Regions from separate parts of the Mus musculus genome. Here region 2 is linked to region 1. A link is a loop called in an ENCODE intact Hi-C map of the cell type or tissue named here. Cell type or tissue: left cerebral cortex. All regions are shown on one strand.

Region 1 (5,000 bases):
TTTGAATTGTGCAGACCTGGCCCAAGAGGTTTCAGAGGAGAATTTCAATGTATGGAGTAAAAACTGTTTTGTTGTGCTTCAGTTAAAAAAAAAAAATGTGGCTGCTTTTTACCATTATCTGAAGAGTCTGCCTGAGGCTAAAGTGAAGAGATTCAGATTAATTGCATTGACAAAGGAAGTCTCAGAAATGCTCATCATAGACTTTGTTCTCTGGTTAAGTCTCGTGAAGAGCATTTTAAACAAGCATAGCAACTTGAGAAAGGAAAAATAGAAAATGTATGGTTCAAGTATTAAAGGAGCACCAGGAAGCGAAATGAAGCTGAATCCTGTGTTCAAGGATATTAAATTGAATTAAGGGAGTAGTGACGTTGGGGCAAGTTCCAACCCAGCTAAGTTTAGGTGCAGGCATAGTAATATAAGCCTTTAATCCCAAGAGGCAAAGGCAAGCAGTTTTCTGAGTTCAAGGCCAGCCTAGGACAGAGCAGGTTCTAGGTGAAGAAAAGCTTAAGTCTAGGTGTGGTGGTACATACCTAGCATTCAGGAGACAGAGCCATGCAGATCTCTGGGTTCAAGGTCAATCTACCAAGCAAGTTCCAGGATTGCCGAGCTTAGGCAGTGAAGAAGCTGGAAAACAGAAAGCAATAATGTAATAGAACAATGGAGCCATGTTCCAGCCCTAGCAAGCAGCAGAACTCAGCAGTTTCATCCATTTGGCTCTGGTCTTAGAGTGAGAAATTGAAGAGACTACTGGGACAATTGATGCTGGTTAGCTGGAGCTAAGAAATTATCCCTGGTTAAGAAGAGAACAGCATCACTGAGGTGAAATCATCTGGGAAGTGTTTTCTGAGAGTGCAAAGAAGCTGTGTTCCAGAGATAGCTAAGCTTGTATGTACCTCATGCTGCAGCTGGACTTGGTAATGTATAAGAGACACCCAGGTCGTACTGGTTTTGAAGGCATGAAGGCATCATGAAGAACAGTTGAGACTTGGCACTGTGAGAGGCCATGGGAAGCTATTGGTGAAGGTGCAGCCTCAGTTGCAGTTGACAGCCCTGGACTGAACGGGTCATGCAAAGGATTTGCAGCTCAGCAATATAAAGAGAGCCTATGAGAGGCTGTTGGTGAAGTCTAGTTGTAGTGGAAGACCCCATTGTATTGGAGATGCCAGTAACACGGGATGATCACCAAGAACAGCAGCAGCAGTGGAGTGGATCAACCTGAGCTTTGAGTGCAGAGGGCAGAGATGGAGAAGTGACGCCAGCCCTTTGGAGAAGCCCAGAATATCACGTGTGTATCCCAGAAATTGAAACAAGAAGCTGTAACATTGAAGTTGCCTTGGAGACCCCAAGATGTTCAAGATGCCAATGCCTTAGGCTATCTGCTGAGGAAAACTACTAACAGGGAGTGGAACCAGCACAGGAGAAAGTTTGTTGCAGTCAACAAAGATGAAAAAGTTGGAGATCTGAAGACTGCTTTGACATCAGACATGGAGATGCAGAGTTCGGGGTTTGCCCAGCTAGTTTCCTGTCTTGCTTTGGGAATTACAGTTAAATGATCTCTGAATTTTGGACTTTTAACATTTTTGAGACTGGTATAGACTATGGTGGCTTTGGAAGTTGGACTAAATGTATTTTTTATTTTGTTATGGATAGGTATGGCTTCACAAGCCTATGGGGGCCAAGAAGTGGATTATGATGGTTTGTATATGCTTGGCCCAGGGATTGGCACTATTAGTGGGTGTGGCCCTGTTGAAGTAGGTGTGTCACTGTGGGCATGGGCTTCAAGTCCCTCCTTCTAGCTGCCTGGAAGCAAGTCTTCTGCTAGCAGTCTTCAGATGAAGATGTAGAACTCTCAGCTCCTCTTGCACCATGCTCCTGCCTTGATGATAATGGACTGAACCTCTGAACCTGTAAGCCAGCCCCAATTAAATGTCATCCTTATAAGGGATATCTTGGTCATGGTTTACAGCAGTAAAACCCTAACTAAGACAACAGTGAAGGAACCACACAGGACCAAGTTACTGGGAACATCCAGTTGTCTATTTCCAGGAGAAACAAAAACGCAGAGTTTTGTATTACTTCTCCCACCTTTTTAAAATGTATATATTTATTTTATGTATATGAGTGTTCTATCTGCATGTACACCTGCATGCCAGAAGAAGGCATCAGATCCCATTATAGATGGTTGTGAGCCACCATGTGGTTACTGGGTGCTGACCTTAAGTCCTTTGGAAGAACAGACAATGCTCTTAACCACTGAGATATCTCTCCAGCCCTTCTCCAACATTTAAAAAAGAAATTTAAGTTGCTTTTTGTTTATTGTGAGCACACACACAGGAGCACACCACAGTGTACGTGTGGCGATCAGAGCACAAGTTAGAGGGATCAATTCTCTCTCTCTACTATGTGGGTCCCAGGGATTGAATTCAGGCTTGTCAGCAAGCACCTCTCCCTTTTGAGCCATCTCACTGGCCCACCAACTCGTTTTTTAAGTAGAGAAATTCATCATGGTGCCAACCTTGGGGTTGGGGGCCTGAGAGCTACAGAGGGGCTCAGTGCACAAGTGTGTGGAACTACCCACCCGTGTGTGGTCCCAGAGCCCCTGAGGGTCCCCAGGGAACTGGGGGTTTCTGGATATATTTAGCTCCTGATAGTAGAACAGCATTTCCTGATTCACCCATTTTGGCTTGTCAGACAGGCTGCCTTGGAGGCAGCTTGTCTTGTAGAGCTACCATGATACCTCAGCTATCTCAAATACCCTGGCTATGACTCAGATGGTTGTGCTCAACGGGTGTTTGACAGTCCTGCCTCCTTCTGTTCTCCATACTCCCATGCCTCCCTCCTCTGCCACTCTGTGATGCGGCTCTTCTCTCTTTCATCTTTCTGTCACATCCTCGAATCACACGTCACCAGCTACCCTTCCGCTAGAGTCTCCTCGTACTGTGGTGTGGGTTGTGCACCGTTACAACAGCCGACACTATCTACCATCATCTCCCTGAGTATAGTAGGCACTTAGGAGAGCTGAATTTATCAGCCAGAATGCATGACTACATGCATTTTACCTACATGACTCTCATTTTCATAATTTCATTATTGGAATCCCCACTACCTGGGAATAGTATGCTCCTAGCATGGCCTTTATTGCAGATCCTACAGAAATGGCAGAAACAGCATTTGCAGTGTCTCTGGTGGGCTTTGTTCATTCATTGATGATGAGGTAGGTCAATAGAGGCTCACCTAGAGGGACAAGCCTGCCCCTGACAGAATAAGGTGATGGGCCCTCCCCATACGGCCCTGACTCCTTATCCTTCCATTGCTGTAGCACACAGACCCTCAATCCACTAGTCACCTCAATCTCAGATCTTAGGTGAACCCAGTTTGGATACAGCTCTCTACCTTGTGGGTAGATTACATGTCTTTGACCTTGTCCTTGTGGTAGATAATATGTCTTTAAAGGCTGGGGCTGTCCCTGTCCCCTCCAAGACACTGCATAGGCACCAGCCCAGCTGATGTCATGGATTGAATACCTGCTGCCTTGGCCTTTAGAGCCTCTCTTGCCCTTCTCTCCTATGGCCCATCCCCATGCATACTGGACATGTGCAGATGGCTGGTGAAGTTGCTCTGTCTGTGCATCCACGCTCCCTAGCATCCTCCCACTCAGTACTCAGAGTACTCCTCCCTGGGTATCATCTAGAACTCAGCGCTCACCCCGCTCACCGCTTCCTGTTTTCCATAGCGCCTTTCCCCTCCCACACATCCTCTACCCAAGCCTCGTCACCCTCATCCCCCTAACCACGGTCTGTTGTGTAGGCTGTGCATCGCACGCAGTATATGTAAGCACCATGAGGCGTGGATAATTTTTTTCCTTTTAATTTTATGAATGCAATCTGTTACAGTAAGTGTGGCCCACAACAGATCTTCAGTTAACATTTGAAAATGGACATATTTACCACAGGTACAGGAATAGAAGGAAGAGTAGGTTTAGGCTAAGAAGTCTCTCTGTGTAGTCCCAGGGCCCTAGCTGACCCATGGAGGTGACCAGGCTTGGGTCAGGGCAGTATTGTGGGTTAGCCCTTCCTAGTAATCCAAGTCTACCATGACTGACTGGGTCCTACGCTCAGCTAGATACCAGGCCCAGCTGAAGGGTCTGAACTCATGGCCAGTGGGGCTCCTTCCTTGGGCTGCCGAGGGGGGTTTGGGAGGCTCTTGTTCATTGCCAGTACCTTTCCCAGGGCTGAGCCCGCCCTCGCACGGATCCAGGAGGACCGCCGGCGCATCATCCTGCCAGCCATCGACAACATCAAGTACAGCACGTTTGAGGTACAGCAGTACGCCAGCGCCGCCCACGGCTACAACTGGGGCCTGTGGTGCATGTATATCATCCCTCCGCAGGACTGGCTGGACCGAGGTGACGAGTCAGCGCCCATCAGGTGAGCCAGGGTCAGTGTGGGAGTTGGGAAGTTCCACCAAAGCTGGCTCAACACCAAAGGGAGAATCGTTTCCAAGTGTCCCTACTCACAGGGGCAGGGAGTGCCAAGATTACAGAATAGCCATGGTCAGGGGACATGGACAGGGCTGGCTCAGATCCAAGTCCAGAATGATGACCAGGTCAGATTAGATTGTTGTCTGGCTGTGTGATCTTGGAGAAAGGAGAGGTAGAGAGAGGAAGAGAGAGACTAGAGGAGATAGCAATGGAGAGGCAAGGTCAGAGACAGACAGGTTGAGTGAGTGACAGAGAGTGAGACAGAAACGGAAAAACAAGACAGACTGAGAGACAGCAACAGAGGGAGACACAGACTGAGAGACAAAGAAAGGGTAAAGGTCAGAGACATGAAAACACAGCCAGGGACAGAGAAAGTCAGAAACAGATAGAGACAGACAGAGATAGAGAGACAGTGAGGAAAGAGAGGCATAGAGGAAAGAGACTGAGAGAGACAGAGAGGAGGAGAGATAGAGACACAGAAAAGCAGATAGCAGCGGAGAGCAGAGGAGGCAGCCATGGA
Region 2 (5,000 bases), 50 kb before region 1:
CCAGAAAGCATCGTCTGAATACTTTGAGGATGGCTCTCCCTGTGGGAAACATCCAAGGAACATCTCCTGTACCCCTGGCCAGTGTGACAGAATCTGCAACCTCAGCTGTCTTTCCTGGACTGGCTGTGGGGCAATCCCTTTCCTCTAGTATAACAGTATATATCCTCTTGGTAGCCTTTTCTATCATTTTTTGTCTGTATTTGGGTGAGGTAATTGCATAATAGAAATCTCTTAATAATTATAAGGTGGGTTTATTAAAAACATATGATGGAATTGAAATAATGATTATTGAATCAACTGAAAACTTAGAGAAATCTTTATGACAAATGGAATAGAAATCATGCAGTCTCCCCGGGGCACATAATTATTCTCAGAATGGTGCATAATGCACACTGACTGAGAAAGTAGCCCTTGCAAGAATGGATTAGGGAAGTTAATGAATACACACGGATATGAAGACATTAGTTCAGGAACTCATCTATGTAGATGCCAAAACCCGAAGTAGTTAGAAAATAGAAAAGGTTGGTCAAGATTCAACCAGATTTAGTGCCAGTGGAATAAATTTTATTATGGCAGTGATTGTTCGGGACAGAAATAAAGATATTGTCCTTGTAGATTTGGATAAAAGCTTGTGGTAGGTGTTTAAGACACAGTGCCAACCACAATGATCACAGAGATGTGCTTAATTATGAGCCTGTAAGTTTAAATATCTGCCTGGGGAAAATAAAGCATACGAGAGAGAAACTTACAGAGAAAACTGCAGAGAATTTTGATCTGGTTTCTTGGAACATGTTTGAGGAAATAAAATTGAAACTGTATGTTTTATGACTTTGAAATGAAATAAATACAGAGAAGCTTGAGGTATCCAGAGCCTTCTGTACAACAAGCTTGTGGTCACCTTCATTGTGCCAACACCACATCTACGTCCCTGGGGATTTAAAATCTGCAGGCGTTAGACTCCGGCAATTTCTTTTTTCTTCTTTCTTTTTAATTTTTAGAGACAGGGTTTCTCTGTGTAGCTCTAGCTGTTCAGGAACCCACTCTGTAGACCCGAGTGGCCTTAAACTCATGATTTCTCCTGCCTCTGCCTCCTTCAGCAAATCCTACCTGTGTGTGTCACTACACAGGCCACATTTTCTTTGACAGGAAGGAGAGACTTAGAAAAGAAGCAGTGTGGCTTTTATTCCCGCTGCTTCCACTGAGAAGTTGGATGTCTCTAAGCTACACAGAACACATTGGCTTGTGGAGAAGACAGTGTGGAAAAGAATGCCTGAACCAAGAGCCAAAGCCTCTACCCATTCCCCCGAATGTGAACAGATATGACATGGACATACACACACACACATATATACATAGAAACTGCACACTGTGAACATACAAACACACACATGTATCACATACACATAGCACACGTGGATAATCACAAGGACACAGCACATGTATGCATATATATGCACCCACATGCAGACACATCACATACTACTCATGTGCTTGTACATTATGAAGACATCCCACGTATATGCACACACATATACAACATGTAGAGACATATCAGACACACTTTGTACATGTGCACATTCATATACAAAGGAAAGTTACGAACGCAGAAACACATGTGTAACACAGACACAAGCACATATCCATGAACACATATGCAAACACATGGGCACATACACAGTGAACGCATAAACGTGCATGCTTATACATGATATATGTGTGCGCACACACACGAGATACATGCATGCACAAATACTCATGCTGAACCAAGAGCTACAAAGTCCCACAGACCTTGTCCTTCTATGAGCAGAGCCCACCACAAAGTAAGCTCCTCGGAAATGCTCCATCATTTATTCATTCCACAAATATTTGCTAAGTACCAGCTACGTGTCAGAAACCATTTCAGGCACTGTAGATTCAGTGGTAGCCAGGTATAAAGGAGAAGCTCACAGTCTGTGTGATTCAGGCTCACAGCCCAGGCTGTGTGACTTCTGCCATCTCTCCTCTGATCCCAGCAGTCTCATCTACAACTGTTTGTTTGGGGCTAAATTAGAGATGGAGGGGCAGGTGTTTGTTGTTTTTCTTCTGGCTGAGCGTGCACCTGAACTCTGAGGACTTGGGACACCTGGTCAAGATTTGTGTTTCCTTTATTTGTTTGGCCTGATGCTACAATAGGATCGCTCAATCTACAGCCTACTCTACTCTCCTTTCTTATCCTTTGGTCCCAGAAGAGGGCAACCAATCAGGTTAGGTTTGACAAGGAGCGGTGGGCAGGCAAATCTAGGTGGCTCTGACTCATTACTGCACAAAGGCACCTCACCACACCCCAGCGTGCACCCCACAGCACAGTCCTGACCGGCGTTCCCTAAGGCTTCGTGTTCCTAGGGGTCAAGTCTGGGTTTTGTCCCCTAAAATAAGCCCAGGCGCGGAGGGCGGTCTGAAGCTCGGAGTGGTGCCGCGCCCTGGGCCTCGCTCCACGTGGGCCTATCCTGGCCAGGGGTGGCGCGCGGGATCGGTTTGGGGCGGCGGGCGGGGCAGCGGGCGCCGCGTGCATGCTGATGAGCGCAGGCCGCGTCACTGCGCACCGGCGCCGTGGTTTCGGGGCGCGCAGGAGCGGGGCGCGCAGGAGCCGAGCGCACAGGAGCGGGGCGCGCAGGAGCGATCGGGGCGCGCAGGAGCGGGACGCAGCAGCTAAGGCCTCGCGCTGCCTCCCGGCCCAGGAAGCTCCCGGCGGGCGGGCCCTGCTGACTATGCGGGCGGCGCCCTGTACCCGCATCCCCGGACGGTTTCTGCGCGCTGAAGAAGGGCGGGTCGCGGCGGCCTGGCTCGTGGAGCCCGCGCGGTGGTGCTGAAAGAACAGCTCCCGCCCTTGCCCAGCCCATGGTCCCCACCGCGGCCGGCCGCTCCCAGGCTCCTGCGGCCCCGGGGCCCCGGGGATGCCCGGCGGGTGAGGCGGCCCCGTCCGAGCCGCGCTCATGGCGGTGGCCAGGAAGATCAAAACTTTGCTGACGGTCAACATCCTGGTGTTCGTGGGCATCATTCTCTTCTCGGTGTACTGCCGCCTGCAGGACCGTTCTGAGGCGCTGGTGCAGGTCGTGCGAGGCACCGACCGCCGGATGCGCAATCGGCTATCCAAGGCGAGTGCTCTGGCCGACCGTGAGGCCATCCTACAGCGCCTGGACCATCTGGAGGAGGTGGTCTACAACCAGCTGAATGGTGAGCCGCGGGATGGAGGGGAGGCAGGGTCCCGTGTTAGGACACTACTCTATCCAGGAGTGGCTGTCCACACCCATCCCACAATATCTTCCAGGGTCCCGAGTGGAAGCTACCCTGGGTCCTGTAGAGGAAATGCTGGAGGCCTTCATTGGCAGAGGGCGGCGGTAATAGAGCGACTGCATTATCTACTCATCCTGTGAACACTTGGGAACTGTCCCTTGCCTCCCGCATAATGCCTCCAAAGTTACTACCCAAGAGAACTCTAACTTCTCAAGGAAGAGCCTCTGAGGAGTTGGCAGAAGGGTAGTGAGGGGCTCAGGCAATACCTAGATCCACAGTGAGGGAGGTCCAGACCGTGCCTAGGTTCACATTCAGGAACCAGAGGTACCTTACAAAGCTGTGAGGGTGAAGGTGACACCGAGGTTCCCTGCAAGGACCCAGAGAGCCTTTCCAAGCTGTGGGTTTAGACCGGACTCACTCCTCTCCCTGGAGATACGGAAGGAGGGGGTGATTACTGCCCATCTAAAAGTGATTGATCCCATCTTCCTCTGCATGGCACAGTGCGTGTCTTGTCTATTACAGTGTGACCTCTGGCCTGGAGAGCCACCTTTCAAGGATGCTCAGGGCTCCTGCAGAAAGTTCTGTTGTGGGAGAAACGGAAGGCACCACTGGTGCTGTGTGGAGAGATGGAGTCAAGTGTCCAGCAGAACTGGGTAGGAGCGGAGTGTTCACGTGGACTGAGGTCAGGGTGCCTGGGAACCTCTGAGGCACCAAAGTTTCTGCTTCTGGTGACCTCTTTGCTTTTCTGTGAGGAAAAGAGGGAACTCAGCATCTTTGTCACAGCAGGTCACAGTGGATGGTTGTAGCTGTTGGGAATGGAATATTTTACATTTTGGGTGTAGGATGAATGCACCAGCTCTGTCCCCAAGGACAGCTTTGTTAGGCTTCAGGAAGGAGACAATTGGTGCATGCCTGCAGCTCCAGCAGGCTTCTGTTCTGCGAAACAGCCCCAGCAAACCTCTTTCTGCAAGTGCTAGGAACTGGCTTCACTAGGCAGTGACTAGGTTGGGTGGGCATCTTCATCAGGGCTCAGGTCAAAAGTTTTAAGGGTCACTGGGGTCTCCTGAGAGAACTGGGTTCCAGGCAAGTGCCATCTGGGTTCCAGGTGGCTCGGGTATCCTCAGATAACAACCCCCCCCCAGCAGCTCCTGGACCCCCTAGCCATCCTGACCAGCCCTGTGGCTTCTCCATCAGCCACTCAGCTGAAGGCTCAGAGGAAGAAAGTTGAGTTGGAGCAGTGGCTTGGCCTCGCCACCAAGTGTGATTCATCTTCTGGAAGACGCTGGGTCCCGTAATAGCACGGAGCTTTATTGAAGTGTATTTGCCAGGGTGTTATGGTCTGTTTTATGGGGCGAACCAGAGGATTATATAAAAACATTGGCACCGTTTGCGCTTGTGTAACATCACGCTGGCCGGCCAGCCTCATGTGCTGTTTCCTTCCCTAGTTCCCCAAGGACAAGAGGGGCCAGTATTTGGTGAAAGGAAAGCTGGGACCCTCGATCACCTTTCCTGACATTGAGACGGGCAGAATGAAGTTCTTCCCTCTGGCTTATCTCCTCCCTGCTCCCACGCTCCTGACAGCTTCTTGCTTCTCTTCTCCCATTCCCTCCTTTCGTCACCTTTCCTTTATAGTACCTTTTCCTCCACCCCTCACTAAATCCCTTCCCTTTTCTTTTCCTTCTCTGGGCTGAAACAGCCATGCCCTCCTCTCTGATTCATAAGCTTAG

The links. A loop is a pair of places that touch in the nucleus more often than their neighbours do. Peaks named below come from ENCODE experiments on the same cell type or tissue, not always from the same donor. Only the 100,000 strongest peaks of a DNase experiment are listed, where the experiment ranks them.
Region 2: a loop joins it to region 1, with 2.9 times the contacts of the local background. A loop is called at or near these places in 2 of 42 quality-filtered maps.

The regions. Positions count from the first base shown.
Region 1 is chr5:110,591,837-110,596,836 of GRCm38, forward strand. It overlaps Galnt9 (polypeptide N-acetylgalactosaminyltransferase 9), which reads left to right. Exons shown (of 11, transcript NM_198306.3): 5 at 4,230-4,427. Among named protein-coding and RNA genes, the nearest start is that of Galnt9, 50 kb to the left of the region's middle. In left cerebral cortex, no CTCF peak of the experiment used is centred here; DNase peaks (open chromatin) are centred at 2,864, 3,761 and 4,272.
Region 2 is chr5:110,541,730-110,546,729 of GRCm38, forward strand. Galnt9 (polypeptide N-acetylgalactosaminyltransferase 9) reads left to right here and starts at 2,626. Exons shown (of 11, transcript NM_198306.3): 1 at 2,626-3,213. The coding sequence starts at 2,973. In left cerebral cortex, a CTCF peak has its summit at 3,053; DNase peaks (open chromatin) are centred at 2,556, 3,064, 3,349, 4,213 and 1 more place; H3K4me3 peaks cover 2,844 bases; H3K27ac peaks cover 2,604 bases.